5 separate regions of the Homo sapiens genome follow, and all the other regions are linked to region 5. A link is a loop called in an ENCODE intact Hi-C map of the cell type or tissue named here. Cell type or tissue: B cell. All regions are shown on one strand.

Evidence for each region. A loop is a pair of places that touch in the nucleus more often than their neighbours do. Peaks named below come from ENCODE experiments on the same cell type or tissue, not always from the same donor. Only the 100,000 strongest peaks of a DNase experiment are listed, where the experiment ranks them.
Region 1: it touches region 5 in a loop (10-fold over the local background); 87 of 110 quality-filtered maps call a loop at or near these places.
Region 2: a loop joins it to region 5, with 5 times the contacts of the local background. A loop is called at or near these places in 2 of 110 quality-filtered maps.
Region 3: it touches region 5 in a loop (4-fold over the local background); 8 of 110 quality-filtered maps call a loop at or near these places.
Region 4: it touches region 5 in a loop (16-fold over the local background); 25 of 110 quality-filtered maps call a loop at or near these places.

The regions. Positions count from the first base shown.
Region 1 is chr16:30,019,691-30,024,690 of GRCh38, reverse strand. It overlaps C16orf92 (chromosome 16 open reading frame 92), which reads right to left and starts at 1,493. Exons shown (of 4, transcript NM_001109659.2): 1 at 1,287-1,493; 2 at 806-964; 3 at 605-692; 4 at 1-485. The coding sequence starts at 1,350. The coding sequence ends at 464. TLCD3B (TLC domain containing 3B) reads left to right here. Exons shown (of 5, transcript NM_031478.6): 5 at 1-264. It also overlaps a transcript of DOC2A not described here. In B cell, CTCF peaks have their summits at 2,772 and 2,986 (motif pointing right); DNase peaks (open chromatin) are centred at 2,970 and 3,648; H3K4me3 peaks cover 1,006 bases.
Region 2 is chr16:29,923,275-29,928,274 of GRCh38, reverse strand. KCTD13 (potassium channel tetramerization domain containing 13) reads left to right here and starts at 2,049. Exons shown (of 6, transcript NM_178863.5): 1 at 2,049-2,485; 2 at 4,916-5,000. The coding sequence starts at 2,242. KCTD13-DT (KCTD13 divergent transcript) reads right to left here and starts at 2,052. Exons shown (of 3, transcript XR_001752362.2): 1 at 593-2,052; 2 at 344-508; 3 at 1-7. RefSeq lists a silencer at 2,144-2,383. In B cell, no CTCF peak of the experiment used is centred here; a DNase peak (open chromatin) is centred at 2,014; H3K4me3 peaks cover 1,910 bases; H3K27ac peaks cover 1,785 bases.
Region 3 is chr16:29,650,751-29,655,750 of GRCh38, reverse strand. No RefSeq gene overlaps it. Among named protein-coding and RNA genes, the nearest start is that of SPN, 10 kb to the left of the region's middle. RefSeq lists enhancers at 1,929-2,058, 2,069-2,118. In B cell, no CTCF peak of the experiment used is centred here; a DNase peak (open chromatin) is centred at 2,070.
Region 4 is chr16:30,003,580-30,008,579 of GRCh38, reverse strand. It overlaps INO80E (INO80 complex subunit E), which reads right to left. Exons shown (of 7, transcript NM_173618.3): 7 at 2,789-3,359. The coding sequence ends at 3,138. DOC2A (double C2 domain alpha) reads left to right here. Exons shown (of 11, transcript NM_003586.3): 6 at 1,281-1,407; 7 at 1,490-1,549; 8 at 1,632-1,795; 9 at 1,903-1,984; 10 at 2,071-2,167; 11 at 2,249-3,066. The coding sequence ends at 2,394. Among named protein-coding and RNA genes, the nearest start is that of DOC2A, 4.9 kb to the left of the region's middle. RefSeq lists an enhancer at 4,071-4,855. In B cell, CTCF peaks have their summits at 2,669 and 2,871 (motif pointing right); DNase peaks (open chromatin) are centred at 2,899 and 3,612.
Region 5 is chr16:29,698,746-29,703,745 of GRCh38, reverse strand. No RefSeq gene overlaps it. Among named protein-coding and RNA genes, the nearest start is that of QPRT, 22 kb to the right of the region's middle. RefSeq lists an enhancer at 1,328-1,427, a cis regulatory region at 2,746-3,348 and a silencer at 4,119-4,293. In B cell, CTCF peaks have their summits at 2,868 and 3,069 (motif pointing left); DNase peaks (open chromatin) are centred at 1,715 and 3,055; H3K4me3 peaks cover 1,322 bases; H3K27ac peaks cover 1,321 bases.

The sequences.
Region 1 (5,000 bases), 320 kb before region 5:
TTATTTTATTTATTTACCCAAATTTGAACTAGTCTGTTGGGTTGGGGGAAGGAGGTGGCTGCTACCCCCAAGCCTTCCCAGTGCTGACAACCCCGGGGGCAGGCGAGGGCGCCCAGTCCCTCACCATCGGCTGCACATCGCGCCCTCGGGCCCTGCCATGTCCCTGGTGCTACTGACCTCTCAAGGCTTCCTCCAATCTGGGGTCGGGGGACCCTGGGAGGTGCTTTACAGACCGCTAATAAAAGACGATCTGCGTGAACGCCACCAAGGCCCTTGCCACCAAGTTCTTTGGGGCTGGGAAGGGAGGAGGTGGGGGGCTTGGGCCATGGGAAACAGAGGGGACAGGATCCCCAGCTGCTCGCTGGGCAGTCAGGGAGGAGGAAAGCAGGGAACTTTTGCTCATCAACAGGAGAGGAGGTGGGTGTGGGTGCTCAGGTTGAGTCCAGAGCCCTTGTCCGGCTCTTTAGGCCCCTTTCTGGAAGTTTCTGTGGGGCATGGAGATCAGAGGGGAGAGGTCACAGCCTGCCCCGCTAGAACTGGGGTCTTCAGCCGCTCCCAAGGAAGGTGGTGGTGGGTGGGGTTGGAGAAAGGGGGCAGGCCTTACATGTGGGTGCAGAACTGGAAAAGGAGAAAGAAGAACGCCACCACCAGCAAGCCCACCAGGATGTGATGGAAGAGCCCGGGGCTGGAACCTGCTAGACAAACAGGACCCTTAACTCCCCTCTGATGGCCCAATGAAGGGTCTGGGGCTGCTCTCCTCCAGACCCTGGCGGGGAGGGAGGTCCCTTCTCAAGCTGGTTCATACCTGAGTTAATGAACACGATGGGTTTCTCTCCAATAAACTGGGCCACAGCCAGCAGCCTGGCTTGGTCTGAGTCCGGATAATCGAAGAAGTCAGGTCTGTCTAAGAAGCGCGGAGACTCTGTCCCCAGGGCTGACGCCGTGGCACGCTTGGGTCTGGGTGCTAGGACCCAAGCAAACTCTGTGACAACAGCCAAGCTGACCCCTGCCTTTATCTCTCGAGGCGGAAGCTGACTTGGGACCCTGTGAGACCACCCAGCCTTATTGCAGAGGCTGTGGAGGGTCTTGATTTCCCTCAGGGTCAGCTGGGTGCACCACGACAAGGCTCGCGGTTGTTGGGGGGTAGGTGGGACCAGCAGGATGGGAGAGAAGAGTGGAGAGAAAATGAGAGGGTGCAGGGTTGGCTTCCGAGTCCCTAAGTGGGCATCACACTTTATGCTCCCAGAGCTGCCTGCCTTCCTGCTGCTCCCAAGACAGCTTCTTACCAGTTTCTATGGCCCCTAGTGCAGCCAGCCACACCCACACCAGCACCCATGGCCACAGCCTCATGACTCCTATCATGAGGTGGGGGCTCTGTGATGTCACAGCCCAGAGCTGTTCTGATGGCACTTTGGGGTGAGGGGAGAAAGTGCTAGGAGCTGGGACCCCTCCCCCATCCCTCACTCTCATCAGAAGAGGAGAGGAGAAGAGAGGTTGGGACCAGTCTTCACCCCCTGGAATGTCGCTGATGATAAAACCATAATGGTGGCAGCCCCAGCATTTACAAAGAGGAGGGATGCGGCACGGCCATCTTGCTGAAAGCCCGAACTAAAGGAAGCTGTGTTTGGACAACAGGCACAATTTGGGGTGGTGGCACAGGGCCACACACCTCCGGTTACCCCTTGGATCAACCACAGGTAACATTTGTTTTATTTATTTTCATTTTTTTGGAGACAGGGTCTCTGTCTGTCACCCAGGTGGGAATGCAGTGGCGCCATCTTGGCTCTCTACAGCCTCTGCCTCCTGGGTTCAAGTGATTCTCTTGCCTCAGCCTCCTGAGTATCTGGGATTACAGCTTTGGATAAATCCCTTCCTTTTATCTGTCTGCCACCACACCCGGCTAATTTTTGTATTTTTAGTAGAGACAGGGTTTCACTATGTTGGTCAGGCTGGTCTTGAACTCCTCACCTCAGGTGATCTGTTCGCCTCGGCCTCCCAAAGCGCCCGGCCTATTTTATGTATTTTCAGAGACAGGGTCTCACTCTGTCACCCAGGCTGGAGTACAGTGGTATGATTACTGCAGCCTTGAACTCCTGGCCTCAAGTGATCCTCCCACATCAGCCTCCTGAGTAGCTGGGACCACAGGCATGTGCCACCATGCCCGGCTAATTTTTGCATTTTTTGTAGAAATGAGGGCTTGCTATGTTGCCCAGGCTGGTTTCGAACTTCTGGCCTCAGGTGATCCTCCAGCTTCGGCCTCCCAAAGTGCTGGGATTACAGGCATGAGCCACCATGCCCAGCAGGTAGCATTTATTGAACACCTATTACTATGCTGGCTGGACCCCATTTATGGCCAAGTACCTTGCACAAATTTGTTCATTTGCTCTTGCACTGACCCTCAGAGGCAGGTACTCTTTTTTTTTTTTTTTTTTTTTTTTTTTTTTGAGATGGAGTTTCACTCTGTCCGCCAGGCTGGAGTGCAGACGCACAATCTCAGCTCACTGCAACCTCCACCTCCTGGGTTCAAGCGATTCTCCTGCCTCAGCCTCCTGGAGTGGGATTACAGGCGCGCACCATCACTGTTCGGCTGATTTTTGTACTTTTAGTAGAGATGGGGTTTCACCATGTTGGCCAGGCTGGTCTTGAACTCCTGAACTCGGATGATCCGCCTGCCTCGGCCTCCCAAAGTGTTGGGATTACAGGCGTGAGCCACCAAGCCCAGCCCAGAGGCAGGTACTCTTGCCTCCCTTATACACGGGAGGAAATCACGGCACAGAGGGGAAAAGTAGTGTGGGCAATGCACACTTCCTGGGGGGGGGGTTCCTCTCTGAGGCTCCCCCTTGCATCCTATCCGCAGATCCAGGGGCACAGGGCTCTCTCCGTCCTCCCCCGCCCCCTCCTTAGTGCTCAGCCGGGAACGACCCTGGGGTTAGGAACCGAGAGGAGTAGCAGGCGTCTCCCACTAGGTGGCAGCAGCGGCCGCGCCTGAGTCCACGCTCCCACCCTAGGAAAGGCGCAGCGGGGCGGACTCCCGGGCCTCCTCCCGCCTCTTCCACAGGTTGCATCCGCGGCTGCAGGAAAACGGATGGCTGGGAATGGCCGTCGGGGGTTGGTCAGAGGAAGTCCCTCGGCCCTTTCCGAGGCACATCTCTTGGCCATCCACGCGTCCTTCGCAGACTCCGCTCCCTGCACCTCCGTTTCCTCTTCTGTGGCCGGCGGCTCCCCCGTGGCCACCCCATCTCCCATCTCTGCCACCTCCCAACAGCCATTTCCACTCCTGCGGCCCCATCCCAGCTAAGGAGAGCGCCCTTCTGATTGGCAGGTGGGCCTGTCTGTCACGGGCATGTTCCATCCCACCCAAGCCCAAGGACACTCCAGGGTTTCCTTAGTTTCACAACGAAGGTGCGTGCTCAGCGGACTCTGCAGACCCAGTGCCGCGACTTCCCCTAAAGCCAGGCGTGTATCTGCGCGTGTGAGGTGCTCTGCCGCAACCCTATGCAGAGAGCAGGTGGGCTAGGACTCGGGGTACTTGCCATGAACCGCTTCGAGTTCCTAAACAAGTAAAAAGCCCAGAGAGAGAAAAAAAGGGGGCAGCGGGGCGGGGGTGGGGAAGGAGGGAAACGAATATCTATGGGACTGGCTCACGTGGGCTGCTTCCCCTGTGCTGCGCTGATGGCTTCCCTTTTTTTGAGACAGGATATTGCTCTATCTGTCACCCAGGCTGGAGTGCAGCCTCGACCTCCTGGGCTCAAGCGATCCTCTCACCTCAGCCTCCCAAGTAGCTGGGACCACAGGCGTGCACCACCACACCTGCCTATTTTTTGTTTTGTTTTGTTTTGTTTTTTAGATGGAGTCTCTGTCTGTTGCCCAGGCTGGAGTGCAGTGGCACGATCTTGGCTCACTGCAACCTCTGCCTCCTTGGTTCAAGCGATTCTCCTGCCTCAGCCTCCCGAGTAGCCAGGATCAAAAGCATATGCCACCATGCCTGGCTAATTTTTGTAGTTTTTTAAAGTAGAGACGGAATTTCATCATGTTGGCCAGTCTGGTCTCAAACTCCTGACCTCAAGTGATCTGCCCTCCGCGGCCTCCTAAAGTGCTGGGATTACAGGCGTGTGCGACTGCGCCCAGCCTACTTCTTTTTTTCTTTGCAGAGATGGAGTCTTGCTATGTTGCCCAGGCTGGTCTCAAACTCCTGGGCATAAGTGATTCTCCCACCCTGGCCTCCCAAAATGCTGGGATGACAGGTGTGAGCCGCCATGCAGATCACTTCTAAGAAAAAGGAAGGGATTTATCCAAAGCCACAAGGCATGTGAGAGGCAGCAGAAGGGACTCAGTAATGTGGTTTTTGGGCCAGGCGCGGTGCTCACACCTATGATCCCAGCACTTTGGGAGGCCAAGATGGGTGGATCACTTGAGGCCAGGAGTTCGAGACCAGCCTGCCCAACATGATGAAATCTCCTCTCTACTAAAAATCCAAAAAAAGGCTGGGCGCGGTGGCTCACACCTATAATCCCAGCACTTTGGGAGGCCGAGGCAAGTGGATCACCTGAGGTCAGGAGTTCAAGACCAGCCTGACCAATATGGTGAAACCACGTCTCTACTAAAAATACAAAAATAAGCCGGGTGCGGTAGCATGCGCCTGTAGCCCCAGCTACTCGGGAGGCTGAGACAGGAGAACTGCTTGAACACAAGAGGCAGAGGTTGCGGTGAGCCTAAATTGCGCCACTGCACTCCAGCCTGGGTGACAGGGTGAAATTTCATCTCAAAAAGAAAAAGAAAAAAAAAAAGATTAACTAGGCATGGTGGTACGTGCCTATAGTCCCAGCTACTCAGGAATCTGAGGCAGGAGAATCACTTGAGCCCGGTAGGTGGAGGTTGCAGTGAGCCAAGATCGCACCACTGCACTCCAGCCTGGGTGACACTCGAGACTCTGTCTCAATAAATAAATAACCTGGTTCCCGACGCTGGGCCAGGGCTCGTGCCCCAGGCCCACAGGCAAC
Region 2 (5,000 bases), 220 kb before region 5:
GAAGCACCTGTAGTTGAACAAGGGAGGCTGAACACCACAGACATCTCAGCAAGAACATGTGTGAAAGGACTTATTACAGGATTGGAACTTTCATTAGGGGACTTCCTAGGCGGGTCCAAAAAGGGGGGCATTTGCTCTGGGTTGGATGCTATCAGGAAGTAGGGATAATTCTTTTTGGTTATCTTAATAATTCTTATCTAGAAGATGGGAGGAATGAATCAAGCTAAAACTGTACTTGGTAAAGAAGCAGCAGTGGCCAGGTGCAGTGGCTCACACCTGTAGTCCCAGCACTTTGGGAGGCCAAGGTGGGCATATCACCGGAGGTCAAGAGTTCAAGACTCACCTGGGCAACTTGGTGAATCCCCGTCTCTACTAAAAATACAGAAATGATCTGGGCATGATGGTGGGTGCCTGTAATCCCAGATACTCTGGAAGCTGAGGCAGGAGAATCGCTTGAACCTGGAGGTGGAGGTTGTGGTAAGCCAAGATTGCATCACTGCACTCCAGCCTGGGTAACAGAGCAAGACTTCATTTCAAAAACAAAACAAAACAAACAAAAACAACAACCAAAAAAAAAGCAGCAGTAACTTACGCTGTGGGAGAGAGGATTGTGTTGGTAATTTTTGTGGTTTGGACAATGTTCTTGTTTCTGTATTGAGGCTTTATTATGGAATGGTCTTTTTCTAGATCAGTCAGAGAGTGACCTTGTCTGATGTTTTTTGTGAAATTATTTTGCTCAACAGGACACCACCATGGCCGTGCTGTTGGTGCCAGGTCAGCTCCTAGCAACATCAAGGCTTCTGGAGTGAGGGTGCAAACCAGCTCCCAGCTGGCAGCAGTTGCTTTTCTCTTTTACACCGCCACACTCGAAATCAGAAAATTGGCAACCCCTTTGGTAGAACATGAGCTCCCGGTCACTACAGGCCCATTTATACCCAGTAACAGGCCCAGGTCACACATTTACACTCCGACCTTCCTCCTGCGTGTGCATCCCTTACACCAACCACGCCCAGAGAAAAGTCACTCGTCTAGCATCTCCCAGGGACCTGCTGGCAGGGCTGAAGATAGAACTCTGACTCTGTGTTTTCCCTCCAGCAACCCCCCTTGCTAGACATTAAGACAGATTGTTAAATCCCTGATGTATCGGCTTCTAAACTGGATGCAGATCGGGTCAGATAAAAACACTTCTCAGTGCACCTTCTTGTCAACAGTGGGTTCCTATCTATTCTTCTTTCTTTTGGGATTGGGTGCTAGGTCCCACGACATTAGCTGGGATTCTAAGACCTTTGCTCAGCTGCTGCGGCCACCACTGACACGCCCTCTGCTCCTCAAATACGGAGAACAGTTCAGTGTTCCTGCCTGAGGATCTCTGCATTTGCCTTCCCTCTGCCTGGAACTCTTCCCTCACATCCGCTTCCCAGCTTCAGCTCGGCATCACCTCCTCAGAGAGGCCTTCCATCCTTGGTGCCCGGGCACCACTGCTACCCGTTTTGGCCTCTGTTTTTTTTTTTTTTTTCAAAGGACGTTATGTTGCCCAGGCTAGAGTGCAACGGTCCGATCACGGATTACTGCAGCTTCCAACTCCTGGCTTCAAGCGCTCCTTCTGCCTCGGCCTCCCGAGTAGCTAGGCTTACAGGCTGGGGTTACAGGTGTGAGCCACAGCGCCCGGCCGCTTTGGCCTCCTTTAAGAGCTTCCCTCCGCGCTTTGTTCGCAGTTCTGGTCACAGTCTGTTCAGTGCGCGGGGCTGGGAGGCGGGAAACTGCCCAATGCCCAGACCTCTCTGTCTGTTTCCCCTCAAGCTCGTGAAGCTCTCTGACAGCAGAGACCCAATCACGAGGTGGAGACTTCGCTTTCCACATCGGGCAGGGGGTCGGCCGCATCCTCGATCTGGTCCTGGTGACTCGAGACCAGAGAGGAGCGCACGTCGACCCGCCCGGGGAACCCGCAGGCCACACGCCAAACCTCTACGGGATCCCCCAGCGAGGCCACTGCGCATGCTCCATACTCGCAGCCCCGCCCCCATTCAGGGGCGGGGCCGCGCCTGCGCAGCTGCCCGGCGCCGGCTTCCGGGTGGTGCGAGCGAGATGGGGCGGAGGGCCGGTCTTGCAGAGTAGCTGCGGTGAGTGGGCGTGTGCGCCGAGCGGTCTGGCCCAAGGGCTGGGGGCCGGCCGAGGGTCTTCGGGAGCAGGCCGCAGGGCGCGGAGAGATCCTGGGATCGCCGTCCGCCGCTGCTACCCGGCATGTCGGCGGAGGCCTCGGGCCCGGCTGCCGCCGCGGCCCCGTCCCTGGAAGCCCCCAAGCCCTCGGGTCTCGAGCCTGGCCCCGCCGCCTACGGTCTCAAGCCGCTGACCCCGAACAGCAAATACGTGAAGCTGAACGTGGGCGGCTCGTTGCACTACACCACGCTGCGCACCCTCACGGGACAGGACACCATGCTCAAAGCCATGTTCAGCGGCCGCGTGGAGGTGCTGACCGATGCCGGAGGTACGAGCGGCGCCCCTACCGTGCCCCCACCCCAGACCCCCAACTCCCGTTCCCCGCAGTCTCTCACCACCGGGGCTCCTCATGCCCCTTCTCTCTGCCCGCTACTGTCCAGTCAACTCATTCTCAGCTCCCTCCAGCCCCCACATCCCATCTCCTCCCCTTTCTCATTCATAATTTCTCTTCTCCTCCCCCAATCCTTTACCCCCAGCAATAACCAACACTTACGGAACCCCTAACTGCCAGGCGCTGTGGTAAGTGATTGAACGTGTCAGTTCATAATCCTCATGACCACCTCTCCCACCCTTCACCCCTCAGCTCAAGACTTGGGAACTAGCCCTGCTGCCTGCAGTACTACTCCTGGCAGCCTTCCTCAGTTTCTTCCGACTGCCCAGCCTTTTGTTTCCCTCTCTGCTTCAGAACTGCTCACAGCCAGCCAGGAGAGCTGGGAGATCTTGTTTGCCTCTGTGTTCCCCTGACACAGGTCCCTGTACACTCTAGGAATCCACCTGTATACACACATTGCAGAAGGAGGCTGCTTTGGGTTTGCCAGGGACACCAGAGTGGAGGGTGGACAGGTCTCCTTGGCAGGTGAACCTTACCTTCTTGGAGTGTTGCATTCAAGTATGGACCCTTCGTGCCCAAGTGAGACTTTGAAGTTTTGGAGTTTGGGAGTGGGAGAGTCTTAAGGGAGGGGTTAACGAGGACTGTGAGAGCAGGAGAATAAAAATTTGAGAGGCGGAGATCTGCCTTCAAGTATCAAAGGTGAAGAATTCGGCCAGGTGCGGTGGCTCACGCCTTTAATCCCAGCACTTTGGGAGGCCGAGGCGGTGGATCACCTGAGGTCAGGAGTTCGAGACCAGCCTGACCAATATGGCGAAACCCCGTCTCTACTAAAAATACAAAAATTAGCCGGGCGTGGTGGTGTGCGCCTGTAGCCCAGCTACTCGGGAGGCTGAGACAGGAGAATCGCTTGAACCTGGGAGGCGGAGGTTGCAGTGAGCCGAGACAGCGCCACTGCACTCCAGCCTGGGCGACAGAGAGAGACTGTCTCAAAAAAAAAAAAAAAAAAGGGAAGAATTCATTTGTCCAATAAGTATTTGTAAAATATCAGTTAGTGCTGGAGATAGGTAAATGAACCTGACAAAATTATGGAAATTCCCTTTTTTTAGGGAAGTGGGAGATCAGAAGACCAATAAGCAAGTAAACAAAATGTATATGCATATGCAATTGCAGATAGTAGTAAGTTCTTTCTTTTTTCTTTTTTTGATAGTAAGCTCTATGAAGAATATAAAAGTTAAAATGGCAGTGAACTGGACGGGGGGAGGTAGACATTTTAATTAAATAGGATGGTGAGAATTAACTTCGGGGGTTAACAGTTTATTGATAAGGTAATTCTGCAAGAACTTTCTCATGGTGAGAGCCTTCTGACTGTAGACCAGATATGGATGAGTTAATTATCTGGTTGAATATGTATAAAAACTTAAGGGAGAACTCGCTGGAGATGTTTTAAAGAGATTTCTTGGCTGTGGCACAGGTTTGAGACAGATCAGTATTCAGACTTTTTTGTGGCTTTGGAATCCTTTTTCTTTTCTTTTCTTTTCTTTTCTTTTTTTTTGAGATGGAGTTTCACTCTTGTTGCCCAGGCTGGAGTGCAATGGCACGATCTCGGCTCACCGCAACCCCCACCTCCCGGATTCAAGCAATTCTCCTGCCTCAGCCTCCTGAGTAGCTGGGATTACAGGCATGCGCCACCATGCCCGGCTAATTTTGTGTTTTTAGTAAAGACGGGATTTCTCCATGTTGGTCAGGCTGGTCTCGAACTCTTGACCTCAGGTGATCCGCCCACCTCGGCCTCCCAAAGTGCTGGGATTACAGGCGTCAGTCACCGTGCCCGGCCTTCTTTTCTTTACTTTTCTTTTTTTATTTTTTTGTTTTGAGACGGAGTTTCCCTCTTATTACCCAGGCTGGAGTGCAATGGCGCGATCTCGGCTCACTGCAAACTCCACCTCCCGGCTTCAAGCGATTCTCCTGCCTCGCCCCCCCCCGAGTAGCTGGCACCAGCCACCAAGCCCAGCTAATTTTGTATTTTTAGTAGAGATGGGGTTTCTCCGTGTTGGTCCTGCTAGTCTCAAACTCCTGACCTCAGGTGATCTGCCTGCCTCAGCCTCCTAAGGTGCTGGGATTATAGGCATGAGCCACCGCGCCTGGCTGGAATCCTTTTTTCTTATAATTTAGGCCAGGTTTGGTGGCTCACACCTATAATCCAAGTACTTGGGAGGCCGAGATGGGAGGATCACTTGAGCCCAGGAGTTCAAGACCAGCCTGGGCAACATAGTGAGACTCCATCTCTACAAAAATTTTTTTTTAATTTAGTAGCTCCAGGTCCCGCAGCAAAGCCATCTTTCCCCCTGCCTCTCCCCACCCCACTAGGTTGGGTGCTGATTGACCGGAGCGGCCGTCACTTTGGTACAATCCTCAATTACCTGCGGGATGGGTCTGTGCCACTGCCGGAGAG
Region 3 (5,000 bases), 48 kb after region 5:
GTGGCTCATGCCTGTAATCCCAGCACTTTGGGAGGCTGAGGCAGGTGGATCACAAGGTCAGGAGATCAAGACCATCCTGGCTAACACGGTGAAACCCTGTCTATACTAAAAATACAAAAAATTAGCCGGACATGGTGGCGGGTGCCTGCAGTCCCAGCTACTCAGGAGGCTGAGGCAGAAGAATGGCGTGAACCCAGGCGGCGGAGTTTGCAAGATCACGCCACTGCACTCCAGCCTGGGTGACAGAGCAAGACTCCGTCTGGAAAAAAAAAAAAAATCGCACCCCCCTCCCTCTGGACTGTAACCCCCCTCCTTGCTTTCTCCCCATAGCACTTCGCGCCTTCAAATGCGCCATGTAATGGACTTTCTTATTTTGCTTCCGTCGCTCTCCCCACACTGGAATGCCAGCCCCATGGCCTCACAGCTGTGCGTGTGTGCTTGCACAGTGCCCCAGCACCCAGGAAGTGCTTGACACACAGTAGGCATTGGATGACGTTTATTGACTGAAGACTTCTCTGGTTGAGACAAGGAAGAGGGTATCAGGCTGCAGAACTGTGGACAAAGGCAAGGAGGCCAAAGGGTGGAGGGCAGAGAGGGGAGTGATGAGGCCAGGGACGGGAGGCTGGGTGTGCCTGGAGCTGTTGTGAAGGCCTGCCCATCCTGCCCTGAGGTCATCAGAGGTCACCAGAGGTTTGCCTGCTTCTCCTGAGATAATAGCTCTGCCCTCCCCAGGCCCCAGTTCCTCCTTCCCTCTACAGGTTTTTTTTTTTTTTGAGATGGAGTCTCGCTCTGTCGTCCAGGCTGGAGTGCAGTGGCTCGATCTTGGCTCACTGCAACCTCCGCCTCTGGGGTTCTCAAGCGTTCCTCCTGCCTCAGCCTTCTGAGTAGCTGGGATCATAGGTGCCCACCACTACACCCGGCTAATTTCTGTATTTTTAGTAGAGACAGGGTTTCATGATACGCCCACCTCAGCCTCCCAAAGTGCTGAGATTATAGGCGTGCGCCACCGTGCCCGGCTCCCTGCAGGTCTTTGAGGGGCCGCTCCTACACCAAGGTAGACAGGGGCTGGCAGAAGCCTGGAGGCAGGGAAGCCACAGAAGGGGAGGGGTACCTGAGCTTGACTCCTGCCTGCATCGCCTGCCGTCTGGATGGCCTTGGGTCAGGCATTTAATCTGCCTCAGTTTCTTCATTTGCAAAATAGGAATAATAATAGTATTCTTCAAAGTTCCTGGGAAGGATAAGTTAGACAGGTGAGGGGCCCACAGTCAAAGCCTGATAAGGACTAGCTGGTGTTATAAGAGAGAGACACTGGTGCGGTGGCTCACTCCTGTAATCCCAGCATTTTGGGAGGCCGAGGTGGGTGGATCACCTGAGGTCAGGAGTTCGAGACCAGCCTGGCCAACATGGTGAAACGTCGTTTCTACTAAAAAAAATAAATAAATAAAAAACAAACTAAAACTAGCTGGGTATTGTGGCACGCGCCTGTAATCCCAGCTACTTAGGAGACCGAGGCAGGAGAATTGCTTGAACCCAGGAGGTGGTGGTTGCAGTGAGCCAAGATCATGCCACTGCATTCCAGCCTGGGCAACAGAGCGAGACTCTGTTTCAAAAAAAAAAAAAAAAAAAAAAAAAAGCCAGGTGCAGTGGCATACGCCTGTGGGTCCCAGCTAACTCAGGAGGCTGAGGTAGGAGGATCACTTGAGCCTGGGAGTTCGAGGCTGCAGTGAGCCATGATTGTGCCACTGCACAATCTGAGCAACAGGCACAATCACAAGCCTGGGCAACAGATCGAGACCCTGTCCCACAAAAACTAATTAACTAATTAAATGCCTAAATCACCTCTGCACAAATCAGAATGGAGCTCAGCTCTTTCTCCTACCACGAGTAGTTACTGAATAAAATCTGTTTTCACCACAGTAACTCATGTCTGGCTATGTTTTCCTTTGACACTTAATTACCCTTCTGATCCTCCAGGGCCACAGGACTGGGGCTTGCTTGGGACCAGGGGCCCTTTCTTCCCATCCACAGCGCTGTCAATGAAAAGGACTGACAAGTCACGCCACCCTTGTCCTCTGGGGAATTTCCGTCTAGTCAGAAAAGAGAAGTTTACATACTTATTTATTCACTGAAAAGCACCAGGCCGGGCACGGTGGCCCATGCCTGTAATCCCAGCGCCCAGCGCCTTGGGAGGCCAAGGTGGAAGGATCGCTTGAGCCCAGGAGGCAGAGGTTGCAGTGAGCCGAGATCGCAACATGCATTCCAGCCTGGGCGACAGAGCAAGACCTTGTCTCAAAAAAAAAAAAAAAAAAAAAAAAAGAGAAAAAGAAAAGTGCTGTTTCCTAAGCTAATGCATGTTATAAGCACAGAAGTGTTTGTCATGAACAATAAGTCTTCCCTTTCCCCAACAAGTCATGATCTCAGAAAGAGAACACTTCTAATGCTTTTAACTTTTTCTAGTCTCAATTCTACTGGTGGGTCCACATTCCCAAAAAGTGTGCTAATTTCGTTATTCCTTTTTTTTTTCTATTACTACATGGAGATGCTATAACTTTATTTCTTCATGTATCCATTTTGCCTGGCATAATCATAGGTGTCTGACCCACTGGCCCTGCTCCAGCCCCATTCCACCTTGCAGGTCAGTTAAATCCCTCTCTTCAGGTCCTTTGTAACGAACTAAAGTTGCTTTTGTAACTTTATTTACGTAGTTATGTATGAGTTTTATTATTGTTGTTGTTTTGTTTTGAGACAGGGTCTCACTCTTTCGCCCAGGCTAGAGTGCAGTGGCCTGATCTCAGCTTACTGCAACCTTGGGCTCCAGTGATCCTCCCACCTCAGCCTCCAAGTAGCTGGAACTACAGGTGTGTGCCACCGCACCTGGTTACTTTTTTTTTTTTGAGACGGAGTCTCGCTCTGTCACCCAGGCTGGAGTGCAGTGGCGCGATCTCGGCTCACTGCAAGCTCCGCCTCCCAGGTTCACGCCATTCTCCTGCCTCAGCCTCCCGAGTAGCTGGGACTACAAGCACCCGCCACCATGCCCGGCTAATTTTTTGTATTTTTAGTAGAGACAGGGTTTCACCGTGTTCGCCAGGATGGTCTCGATCTCCTGACCTTGTGATCCACCCTGCCTTGGCCTCCCAAAGTGCTGGGATTATAGGCGTGAGCCACCGCGCCCGGCATGCACCTGGTTACTTTTTATATTTATTGTAGAGACATTGTTTCGCTGTTGCCCAGGCTGAGATCAATTTCCTGGGCTCAAGCAATCCGTCCACCTTAGCCTCTCAAAGTGCTGGGATTATAGGCATGAGCCACCTCACCTGACCTATTTACTTATTTTTAAAGAGATGAGCACCCTCGAACTCCTGGGCCCAAGCAATCCTACCTCAGCCTCCTGAGTAGCTGGGACTACAGGTGTGCACCATCATGCCCAGCTAATTTTTAATTTTTTTTGTAGAGACAGGGATCTCATTATGTTGCCCAGGCTGGTCTTGAATTCCTGGGCTCAAGCGATCCTCCTTGCCTCGGCCTCCAAAAGTACTGAGATTACAGGCATGAGCCACAGCTTCTGGCCTAAATTCTTATCACTTTGTGACATGAAGATAGTGGCTTTCCTTTATCTCTCTTCTGCTCATTTCTGTTACCTGTACATTTACTTTTATGTTGTTAAATGTAGATAATATTGGCATTCTCTCTTTCATCTTGCTTAGAGCTGCATTGCCTAATGTAGAAGCCACTGGCCACAGGAGACTACTTTAACTTAATTAAAATTTAATGAGATTTAAAACCTAGTTCCCTCAGTTGCAACTAGCTAGTTACATTTCAAGTGTGTTCAGAAACCACATGTGGCTAGTAGCTATCAAATCAAATAACACAGATAAAGGCTATTTCTATCACCTCAGATAGTCAAGATCAGTGCTGTCTGGTCCAGAGTTTGAGTCTAAAATGGAAAACTATTAATTTTCTTTGTTTTTAAGATTATGGGGCTGGATGTGGTGCCTCATGTCTGTAATCCCAGCACTTTGAGAGGCCAAGGCAGGAGGATCACTTGAGGTCAGGAGTTCAAGACCAGCTGGGGCAACATAGCAAGGTGCCATCTGTACAGAAAAAAAGAAAAAAAGTAGCCAGGCATGGTAGCACATGCCTGTACTTACAGCTACTCAGGAGGCTGAGACGGGACAATCACTTGAGCCCAGAAGTTCAAGACTGCAGTGAGCTATGATGATACCACTGCACTGCAGCCTGGGTGACAAAGGGAGACCATGTCTCTAAAAAAAAAAAAAAAAAAATGCCTAGCACGGTGGCTCACGTCTGTAATAACAGCACTTTGGGAGGCCGAGGCGGGTGGATCACCTGAGGTCAGGAGTTCGAGACCAGCCTGGCCAACATGGTGAAACCCCATCTCTACTAAAAATAAAAAAATTAGCTGGGCATGGTGGCGCGTGCCTGTAATCCCAGCTACTAGGGGGGCTGAGGCAGGAGGATCGCTTGAACCCAGGAGGCGGAGGTTGCAGTGAGCTGAGATCGTGCCATTGTACTCCAGCCTGGGCAACAGAGCAAGATGCCACCTCAGAAAAAAAAAAAAAGCATTATATAACTATTGTTCAGTTATATTATATAAATATATATATTTATATATATATATAAAATTTTAGCGATATTTACTACGATAATGTATCATAGTAAATTTACTACAATACATCTCTTTTAATTTTACCTAGAGTTTCTAATTGCTTCACTAATTCCTTGCTCCAGTGTGACCTTCCTTCTCCCCTCCCACTCCCTGTTGCTACACTGCTACATCTTGGGACCAGTGGTTATTTCTCTCTTGGGTGGGATCTCCTATTTCCTGTAGTCTGCACCCTTCTCTTTTGTGATTTACCCTCTTAATTTTGCAGGAGCACATTTTCAAGTCACATCCAAAGAAAGCTCCCTAATAAAAAGGTGAACTTTGCTTTTTTTTTTTGTCTCACTCTGTCACCTAGGCTGGGGTGCAGTGGGGCAAT
Region 4 (5,000 bases), 300 kb before region 5:
GTGAGCCGAGATCGCACCACTGCACTCCAGCCTGGGTGATGGAGACTCCATCTCAAAAACAAAACAAAAGTATCTTCTGCCCCTCAAACAGAGGACTCCCTTCTTCCAACTGGCCAGTTCCACAACTCCTGAACTTTTCCTGTTGTTTTCTATCTGGAAAGCTCCTTCCTGCCAGCCTAAATTCCGCTCATCTGAGGTTCAGTCCAAGCTCTGCCCCCTCCCAAAAACGTTCCTGGGTTGCCGAGACCCCTTCTCAGAGCCCTTGGCTTAAGCCAGACCTCTGCAGCTTTGGTCTGCCCCTTCCGTGCCTTGAGTTCCCCTAAAATCTCTTAAGGAGTGAAGTCTTCAGGGACAGGGAACTTGCTCCGTCATCCTAGGAGATGGAGATGTAGGGAGAGTACTCCCTCAAGTCAGGTGGCGGGCAGCGAAACCCAGGCTCTGGAGAGACCTCTGCCTTTGTGCTTGGATTTGCAGCTGGGACCTTCCCTGATGGTCAGGGCTGTGCAGCAGAGAGGCCACCTTGGTTTCAGCTATTCGGGTGGAATGGAGGGGAGGCCAGAGGCCAAAACCAGAATGAGACCAAAAAATGAGCGCTCACCAGGGCCCAGCCCAGGCTTAGCATTTTCACATTTCTTTCTTTCCCTTGACTATCTCCATTTACAGATGGGAATTGAGGCATAGGGTGATCAAGTGACTTGCCCAAGGTCACACAGGTGGCTCAGAAGTGGCAGGGCTGGGATCTGCCCATCCTCCATGCCACAGATGCCCAGCCTGGTAGTGGGTCACTGCGGAGGCAGGGCAGGGACTGCAGGAGGACAGGTGGCTGGAAAGCAATCATTTCTTAGTGAGTCCCTGCGGGGCTGGCTCTCTGCTGCATGCAGGAAAAGGACGGGGGTTCCCGAGGAGGCGTGGGGTACTGGTCTGGCTGCCCAAGGCTCCAAGGCCCTTCTAGCTCTCACGGCCTGTGTCTATGGCCACATCCACCGTGGTGTTCGGCTCCTGCCCCCAGGCCCTGAATGGAGGCAGTGAGCAGCGTGCTCCAAGATTTCTGAGGGCTTCCCACAATGGCTGAGCATGTCCTGATGGACCAGGGACAGCCGGGTGGCTGCAGAGGGAGGGACAGAGGAATGGGCAAATCTGCTTGTCCTTCTCAAGTGCCAGCCTGTCTTCCAGATGAGACGTAGTGTTTAGGGCAGAGCTGGGCTGGTCCAAGGCCCTTCCTACACCCCGGAACGGGGCTCAGGTACCCCAGGGGCCCTGACACTGCAGTTCCCGACCAGGATCGCCGTCTGTGATGAGGACAAGCTGAGTCACAATGAGTTTATTGGGGAGATCCGCGTGCCCCTCCGCCGCCTCAAGCCTTCGCAGAAGAAGCATTTTAACATCTGCCTCGAGCGCCAGGTCCCGGTCTGTGTGGGGGCTGCAGGGGCGCCAGGGGAGGGGGCCCTGGGGAGGCCAGGCTTCCAGAACCTTCTCTTTGCCCCCTCAGCTGGCGTCCCCCTCTTCCATGTCAGCGGCGCTGAGGGGCATCTCCTGTTATCTGAAGGAGGTGAGGCACCTCATGGGGATGGGGATGCATGTGGGTGGGAGGCTGCAGGGGCCCAGGCTGACCCTGAGTCTGTGCCCCGCAGTTGGAGCAGGCGGAGCAGGGGCAGGGGCTGCTGGAGGAGCGTGGCCGCATCCTGCTGAGTCTCAGCTACAGCTCGCGGCGCCGGGGACTGCTGGTAGGCATCTTGCGCTGCGCCCATCTGGCTGCCATGGACGTCAACGGTTACTCGGACCCCTACGTCAAGACGTGAGCCCTTGCTCTGACCCTCTCCTCCCCAGGGAGCCTGCCCTGGCCTGAGTTGGGCCTGGCCTGTCCCTCACCCCTCAGTTCGTCTCCCTCCACCCCACCCCCAGGTACCTGAGGCCCGATGTGGACAAGAAATCCAAGCATAAGACGTGTGTGAAGAAGAAGACTCTCAACCCAGAATTTAACGAGGTACCCAGGAGGGGACGGGACATGGAGGGAGGCCAGGGAGGGGCTGGGGAGCTGGCTCACGAACGGGTGGCCGGCCTTGTCCCTAGGAGTTTTTCTACGAGATAGAGCTCTCCACTCTGGCCACCAAGACCCTGGAAGTCACCGTCTGGGACTATGACATTGGCAAATCCAATGACTTCATTGGTGAGGGAGGAGCTGGCTGCGGGTGTTGAGGGCGGGCAAGTGGCAGGGAGGTGGCCCTGACCCTGCCCACCTGCTCCCCAGGTGGCGTGTCCCTGGGGCCAGGTGCCCGAGGCGAGGCTCGGAAGCACTGGAGTGACTGCCTGCAGCAGCCGGACGCAGCCCTGGAGCGCTGGCACACCCTGACCAGTGAGCTGCCCCCTGCGGCCGGGGCTCTGTCCTCAGCCTGAGTGGACAGCAGTGTCCCGGCACAGGCCCATCGAGCCGGGTCCAGTACCCAACCTTCGCACGAGTGTGTTGCACGTTTACACAGGGTGGGCTGCCCCCACCCTGCACTACCTATTTTTGTGAGTCTCCGTGACCCGGGTCTGTCTGCTCATGAGGGGCTGCGGAGTTCTATATTCACATATGCAAACCTCCTGCCTGACTCGCTAGTCCCTGCAAATATGCAAACCCCCCATCATCTGCACACCCGGGCAGTGCTCAGAGCCCGGCCCCAGGCCCCCGCGCTCCTCACTCCTGCCTCTCCACGCTGCCCCGTCCCTCTCCCCCAACAGGGAGGAGGTCGGATTAGGGGAGGTTCAGAGGAGGAGAATGTCTCAAAAAAAAAGGACAAAAAACAAACCCAGAGCCACTCCTTTAATACAGAAACTTCATTGAAAAAACCTAGCCCTGTACAGCTGCCCTTTTAAAGAGGTGGCCATTGCAGGGTCTCTGCCTCCCCAGCAGGTGGCAGATGCTCCCGGCCACTCGTTTAAATAACTGTCCCCTGGAGGGGGCCGGGGTTTGAAGGCAGGGCCCCTGCCACCCTCCTGGGGGACACCCGTGCATGTTTACGCCTTTTCTGGTTGTGTCAGTGGCCGGAGCATGGCAGCTGGGCATCAATAAACACCTCCGAGGAAGCTGGACTCGTGTGTGCTGGCACGGGGAGGGCGCCGGGCGGGGCCGTGGTGGGCATGGCGTGATGTCACGGTCACTCCGGGATGTCGATCACCAGGTCATCGTCTCCATCCAAGGCATCGTCCCCGCTACCTGCATCGCTGAACATCTGCCGAGGGACCGTGCTCAGGATCGTGGGGGGGGGCATCTTAGGGGGTGGGAGGGGGGTCAGGGTTGTCCCGACCCCAGCCCCAGAACCCCGGCCAGGGAAGGTCAGCGGCCCTCCCACAGGGCAGTCGGGGGGTCCCACCGCCATCTGCAGCAGGGGGAAGAAACACAGGGGGACTAGTCAGGGAGGCACTGGGGCCTCAGGAGACTAGGCTTTGCCCCCCAGGGCAGCTCTGGGGAGGGGGAAGAGGCCCTGGGCACAGCTGGGCCAACCCATGCTGCACTCAGGGCCTGCCCCCCTCAGCCCCTCGAGAGCCTCAAACCAGCAAGTGCCTGGGGGTGGTGATAGAGGTGAGATGAGGGGATGGGGGTGTCTCACAGGAAACCGGGAGGGAAAGGCCCGGGCACCTGCCCTCTCCAGGGAGGCGCCTGGGCTGCCCTGAGACAGGGGTTAAGCCAGAGGCGGAGTCGGCCTGGAGTGCTTGCCTGCCTGCCGGCCCCGGAGGTGCCACCTGCCACCAGCTTCCTCTCCCTACTCCTCCTCTCCCTCTTCTGCGGCACTCACTGGTTCGGTGGAGGGTATTGCAGGCTGCCTGAGCCAGGAGCCCCAGCGGCTTATCTGCCCCCAAGAAGCTTGTATTATGTCTTGGATGGGCCCCTCCTCGGGGTCCCGGCAGCTGTGGCCTAGGCCCAGCCCTCCTCTTAGCTCACCTGGGCTGCGGTCCCAGCCTCCTAACTGGACTCCCTGCCCGCAGCCTCTCCCAGATCCAGCTCCTCCGCACGGCAGCCAGAGCGCGCGCTCTAAAACACAGACCTGAGCGCGTCACCGTGCCACTCGGGGCCTCGGGGCGGGAGTGCCGCCTGCGGGACGACAGGCAGCCCCTCCCCCTGGGCATCCTGCTCTATTTGTCAGAAGTCCTGCTTTGTCCTCTGAGGGTGGGAAGTGGCCTCTGCCCTGCTCAACCCTTCAGCTCCCCCCCGCTGCCAGGTCCTCACAAACCCTCCCTAGAGAGCTCTGTGGGTCTCCTCTGCAGTCCCCGTGCTTTGTCTGTGGGCACAAACTGGGCACCTGCTGTGTGTCAGGTGGTTTCTGTTAATGCCCTCCCAGCCTCAGGACACTGGGGGGCGGGAAACGGGGAGAAGTCACGTGCCAGCAGAGGAGGCTGAACCTGGTGTGGACATGGAGGTCCTGAGGCTTAGGCCTGCTGGGTCCTGCGGGGCAGTGTCCAGTCTGGCCCTGGGCTAGATGCTGAGTGGGCTGGCAGGAAACGCCATGCGTGGTCTCCAGTGGCCCTTCTGAGTGTCACATTTGGCCCTGTGGCCTCCTCTCTGCTTCCTAAGGAGCCCTCACTTACCCTCATCTCCGCTGCTGGGGTGGTGTGGGGGCCAGGGTGGGTCAGGCCTCAGGGTATAGGAGGCTGGCAGGATGGATGATGGGGGGTCCAACTCTGAACAGCACCCCCACGCCCTGCACCAGGCCCCCACATGTACACACACAAGCAGACATGCGTGTATGACTGGAAAGGACCATCCCCTCCTCTGGCCACCTCCTCTCCTTCCCCACTGTGCGCAGCATGTCCCACCCTGGCCTGGACTTCCTCAGTGGCGTCCTCTCAGCCTGACTGGCAGCGGCTCACATTTCTCTGTGGCTTACTAGGGGCCAGGCACGGGCCGAGCGATTTTCATCCCTTCACTCACATTCTCCGCACAATGCCGCCACTGAATGGAGAAAGAGAGCTGTGGCTTAAAGAGTGAAATGACAACGCTGAGGTCGCATGGTGAGCACTGG
Region 5 (5,000 bases):
TATTTATTATTTTCGAGACAGGGTATCTCTCTGTCGCCCAGGCTGGAGTGCAGTGGTGCAGTCACGGCTGGTTGCAGCCTCAAACTCCTGGGCTCCAGCAATTCTCCTGCCTCAGCCTCCTGGGTAGCTGGAACTACAGGTGCAAATTATCATGCCTGGCTAATTTTTAAATTTTTTGTCAAGATGGGGTCTCTCTATATTGCCCAGGCTGGTCTCAAACTCCTGGCCTCAAGTGATCTCCCTTCTGGGCTTCAAAAAGTGCTGGGATTATAAGTATGAGCCACCACCTCCGGCCTTCCCTCCTTCCTTCCTTCCTTTCTGCCTTCCTTCCTTCCTTTCTCAAAAAAAAAAAAAAAGAAGTCAGTGTTGTCTGACTGGTATTGTCTGATTACCTGCATATATTGATATATTATTCCAATAAAGATGCTTGCTTTTTCCTTTGGTTAAAAAGTATCCGGCCAGGCGCGATGGCTCACGCTTGTAACCCCAGTACTTTGGGAGGCTGTGGTGGGCGGATCACCTGAGATCAGGAGTACGAGACCAGCCTGGCCAACATGGTAAAACCCCATCTCTACTAGAAATACAAAAATTAGCTGAGTGTAGTGGCACGCACCTGTAATCCCAGCTACTTGGGAGGCCAAGGGAGAAGAATTGTTTGAACCCGGGAGGCAGAGGTTGCAGTGAGCCAAGATCACACCATTGCACTCCAGCCAGGGCGACAAGAGAGACTCTGTCTCAAAAAAAAAAAAAAAAAGCATCCAAAACCCTGGCACGGTGGCTCACCGCTGTAATCCCAGTTACTTGGAAGGCCAAGGCAAGAGAATCACTTAAGGACAGGAGTTCAGGACCAGCCTGTGCAACATAGCAAGACTCCTGCTTAAAAAAAAAAAAAAGTGTCCGAATATCTAGAATAATGCAACTTGTGGGATAGCTCCTTCTTGTTGCTAAGGCTCCTGAATCTTTTAGCTGAAGAACTAGGAGAGAGGAAAGAGGTTATCCAAGGACCCACTGAACTAGAGGTATGTATTATGATTTTTTTGCCCTTGATAATTTTCTGGGGGTGCTATACTAGAGTCCCATGATCTGAAGCGCAAGGCGTACCTGAAATAAATAAAGCCTGCGTTATCTGGCCTAAATCTGATGTGCACAGTGACGGATGGAGATGTTATTCACAGCCACACAGGCAGATTTTCTTCAGTACTTCGGTCTTAGAATGCTGAGCTACTTAGGGCCTCCGGAAGCAGGTCTTAAATGTTGCTGAGTAATTGGCAAAACAATCAATTACTCAGGAAGTCATTGGAACAAAGTATAGAGGCGGTGAACATTTACATAATTTTACCCACCTGGTTGTCTTGAAGGGCTAGCCATAAATTAATGTATGTGTCCGCAGCATAATGCCACAGCGGGATTTTTTTAAAGATCCGACGTTGAATTGTTTGCAGATAGTTGGTTTGCTAAGAATGTCTCGCCGTTGTGTTTTTTGTTTGTTTGCTCTGGGTTTTTTTTGGGACAGAGTCTCACTCTGTCGCCCAGGCTGGAGTGCAGTGGCATGATCTCGGCTCACTGCAACCTCTGCCTTTGAGGTTCAAGTGATTCTTGTGCCTCAGCTTCCTGCGTAGCTGGGTTACAGGCACCCGCCACTACGCCTGGCTAATTTTTGTGGGTTTTTTGTTTTTGTTTTTTGAGACAGAGTTTCGATCTTGTTCCCCGGGGTGGAGTGCAGTGGTGTGATCTCGGCTCATGGAAACCTCCGCCTCCCGGGTTCAGCGATTCTCCTGCCTCAGCCTCCCAAGTAGCAGTAGCTGGTACTACAGGCACATGCCACCACGCCCAGCTAAGTTTGTATTTTTAGTAGAGAAGGGATTTCCCCATGTTGGTCAGGCTAGCTTTGAACTCCTGACCTCAGGTGATCCACCTGCCTTGGCCTCCCAGAGTGCTGGGATTACAGGCGTGAGCCACCGTGCCTGGCCTTGCTGTTTTTAAATGCTTTTACCTTTCACGGCCTCAGCACACTAAAACTCATATCCACTGAGGTGACTCACTGTCAATCTGGTTTGACCTCTTGCCATCTTTGACCTCTAGATTGAGTGCCCCAGTTCTGGGCTTCTGTAGCATCGGATGGTGGGTGGGCGGAGGGGTGGGAAGAGTGATGAGTGGATGGAAGCACAAGGGGGTGGATAGGATGGGTCGGGGGTGGACAGGATGGGTCGGGGGTGGACAGGATAGATGGGGGTGGACAGGATGGGTGGGGGTGGACAGGATGGATGGGTGTATTACCGAAACGCCAGGGATTCAGTCTAGGTCCCATTGCTTACTGCACAGAAAGCTGATCTGGGATCCCGGGACAATGAGTATCGCCAGGAAAGAAGGCTTTATTCAGATGACATCTGCCAAGGAGACAGGAGATAAGTCTCAAATCCATCTCTCCAACAAACTCCAATTGGGGGTTTATATAGTGGGGAGCAAATGTAGCTGTGGGTGGGAAAACAGGAATTAGAGGGGGGTAAAGAAAAGGAGTTTCAGTTCCTTGATGCTATCTGGGAGGCCTGAGGGTCAGTTTCCTGGGGAAGGAACTCAGATAAGGCAAATTTAAGTTTCAAGCTTTAAGACCAGGAATGTCAATTTCTGTGTTTATCCAAAAAAAAAAAAAAAAAAAAAAAAATCTATGGGACAATTTGGCCAGTTTCCGGTGGGCAGGACAGCAGGTGGAAGGGGCGAGGGGCGCGGGTGGGTGGGTGAGGAGGAGGACAGGCATCAGGTGAGCGGATGGATGGGGTTGGTGGGTAACCCAGACAGTATTTGGGAGGGGATGGGTGGCTGGGAGTGAATGTGAGTAGCTGGTGAATCTGGAGTACACGGGGCTTTGAAAAGTCACAGGGGTACCCTGGGCAGTTGGATGGGGGTCTGATGAGGGGATGAGGCTGGAAAAGTGGGTGGAGAAAAAACTGCTGCCAATGCCTCCTCGCGTTGATTCTTGAGCAGATGCTATGCTGCGTATTCATAGCCTCCTTGGCTATTGCCTTCGGAATCCGGAAAGGGAGCTGGAATTAGAGACGAACGGAGGGCCGCGTGGTTGCAGTGCCCTCTGGTGGCCATCAGGGGTGGCCATCAGGACAATTGGTGTCTACATATTTTCCTTAAGTATTTTTTCATTGTCTATTCTTCCCCGCCCCCACCCCAACCCCAACATACAGACTCCCTGAGGACAGAGATTTTTATCTGTTTACTCGTTGTATGTTCATTGTCTAGAATAGTGCCTGGCACACAGTAGATGCTCAGTTAAATATTGAATGAGTGAATGACACAATTCAAACTGCTCCACCACTTTATATATTTATTTATTTATTTATTTTTGTTTGAGACAGGGCCTCTGTCACCCAGGCTGGAGTGCAGTGGTGCAGTCACAGCTCACTGCAGCCTCAACTGCCCAGGCTTAAGCGATCCTCTCACCCCAGTCTCCTGAGTAGCTGGGACTACAGGTGTGCACCACCACAGCTGGATAATTTTTTAAAAATAGAAATTGAGTCTCACTATGTTGCCCAGGCTGGTCTTGAACTCCTGGGCTCAAGTGATCCTCCTGCCTCAGCCTCCCAAAGTGCTGAGATTACAGGTGTGAGCCACCATGACTGGCCTCCACCACTTTATTGATGAGTGACCCTAAGCAGCTCTCTTAACTTTATAAAGCCTCAGTCTCCTCTTCGGTAAGTGGAGAGGCTAACGCCCGCCCCCACGAGCATTAACTGAGGGAAGGGGACCTGCACACCCTGGATGAAGGTGCTCCCTGCTAGCTCCCGTCTCATGCAGTAGCCAGCATTGCTGGCACATCCCGTACTCACAACAGCATATCATTTTCATTAAACAAACTGCTATGATGGGCACATTTGCCATTGTCTGTGGGGCATCCTGGGGAAATGATCCCAGCTTGGTCCTAGGCTGGCCAGGCAAAGAGGAAGTGTAGCCAGATGGACAAGGGACTGGGAGGTGATGCATAAGAGTCCTTGCCTGCCACGCATGCCCCATTTCCCCACCCCCTCAGTCACACCCAACTCTTCCAACTGCCTTGAGCCATCGAACTCCCTCTGCCTTCTGAAGCTCTGAAGACACTGTATCACTTCTCTCCAAACCCCATGGCCATGACCCACACTCAAGTCCTCTTCCACAGCTCCTCCTGGCCTCCCTGCAGCTGCTCTAGCCCCCTCAAATGCATCCTTCTGCAACGGACTGGATTGAAGCTGCGAATAAGCTTATCTGATTTTCCAGCTTGATTTCCAGCTCACTCATGAGACAGAGTCCAAATCCTCCGATCTACCATTTTGTGGTCTGGACCCAGCCCATCTCCTAGCCACCTCCTGATCACAGCTTCAAATCTTACAGCAAACAATCCAAGCCACCTCTGCCCATGCATCTCCCCTGCCTGGAAATCCATTTCCCTGCAAGGAGGGCGTGTGTTGCCCTAGAGTGCCCAGGATCCATTTCCTGTTCCCCCAGTAATGGAGTGCCCGCCCCAGCTCTCAGAGCTGGAGGATACTGGAGGGCTAACCCATTTCTGGGTTTAGGGGGAGCTTAAGACTCAGGCAGGCAGGTTCCTTTCGCTTTTTTAATGGAACGCTGTGGCTGCAACGAGCATTTTCCAGTTGGCCACAGCGCACCCCCACTTTGTCTTATTCCAGTTCCACCCATTTATTTTATCCGAATAGGTCCTGGAGGCACCGAGTTTGCAGCTCCTGGTACCCTCTCCTCACTTCTGCTCTGTCAGGCCCCAATGCCTGCCCAGATCCCAGATCCCAGTTCCCAGATCACCCCGGGGCTCAACTTTCCTCCCTTGATGCCCAGTGGAACCCCTGGTCCCATGGGGCTTCAGTTTCCCCAGTTCAGGCATAAGAAGCTGGGGTTCATCTGAGCGTGTCCATGTTCCCCCTGGAGGAAGGACGGGAGCAGGCAGGGTGGAGCTGGGATTAGAGGGGACAGGGCAGCTGCAGGTGGCACCTCTGGGCTGTGTC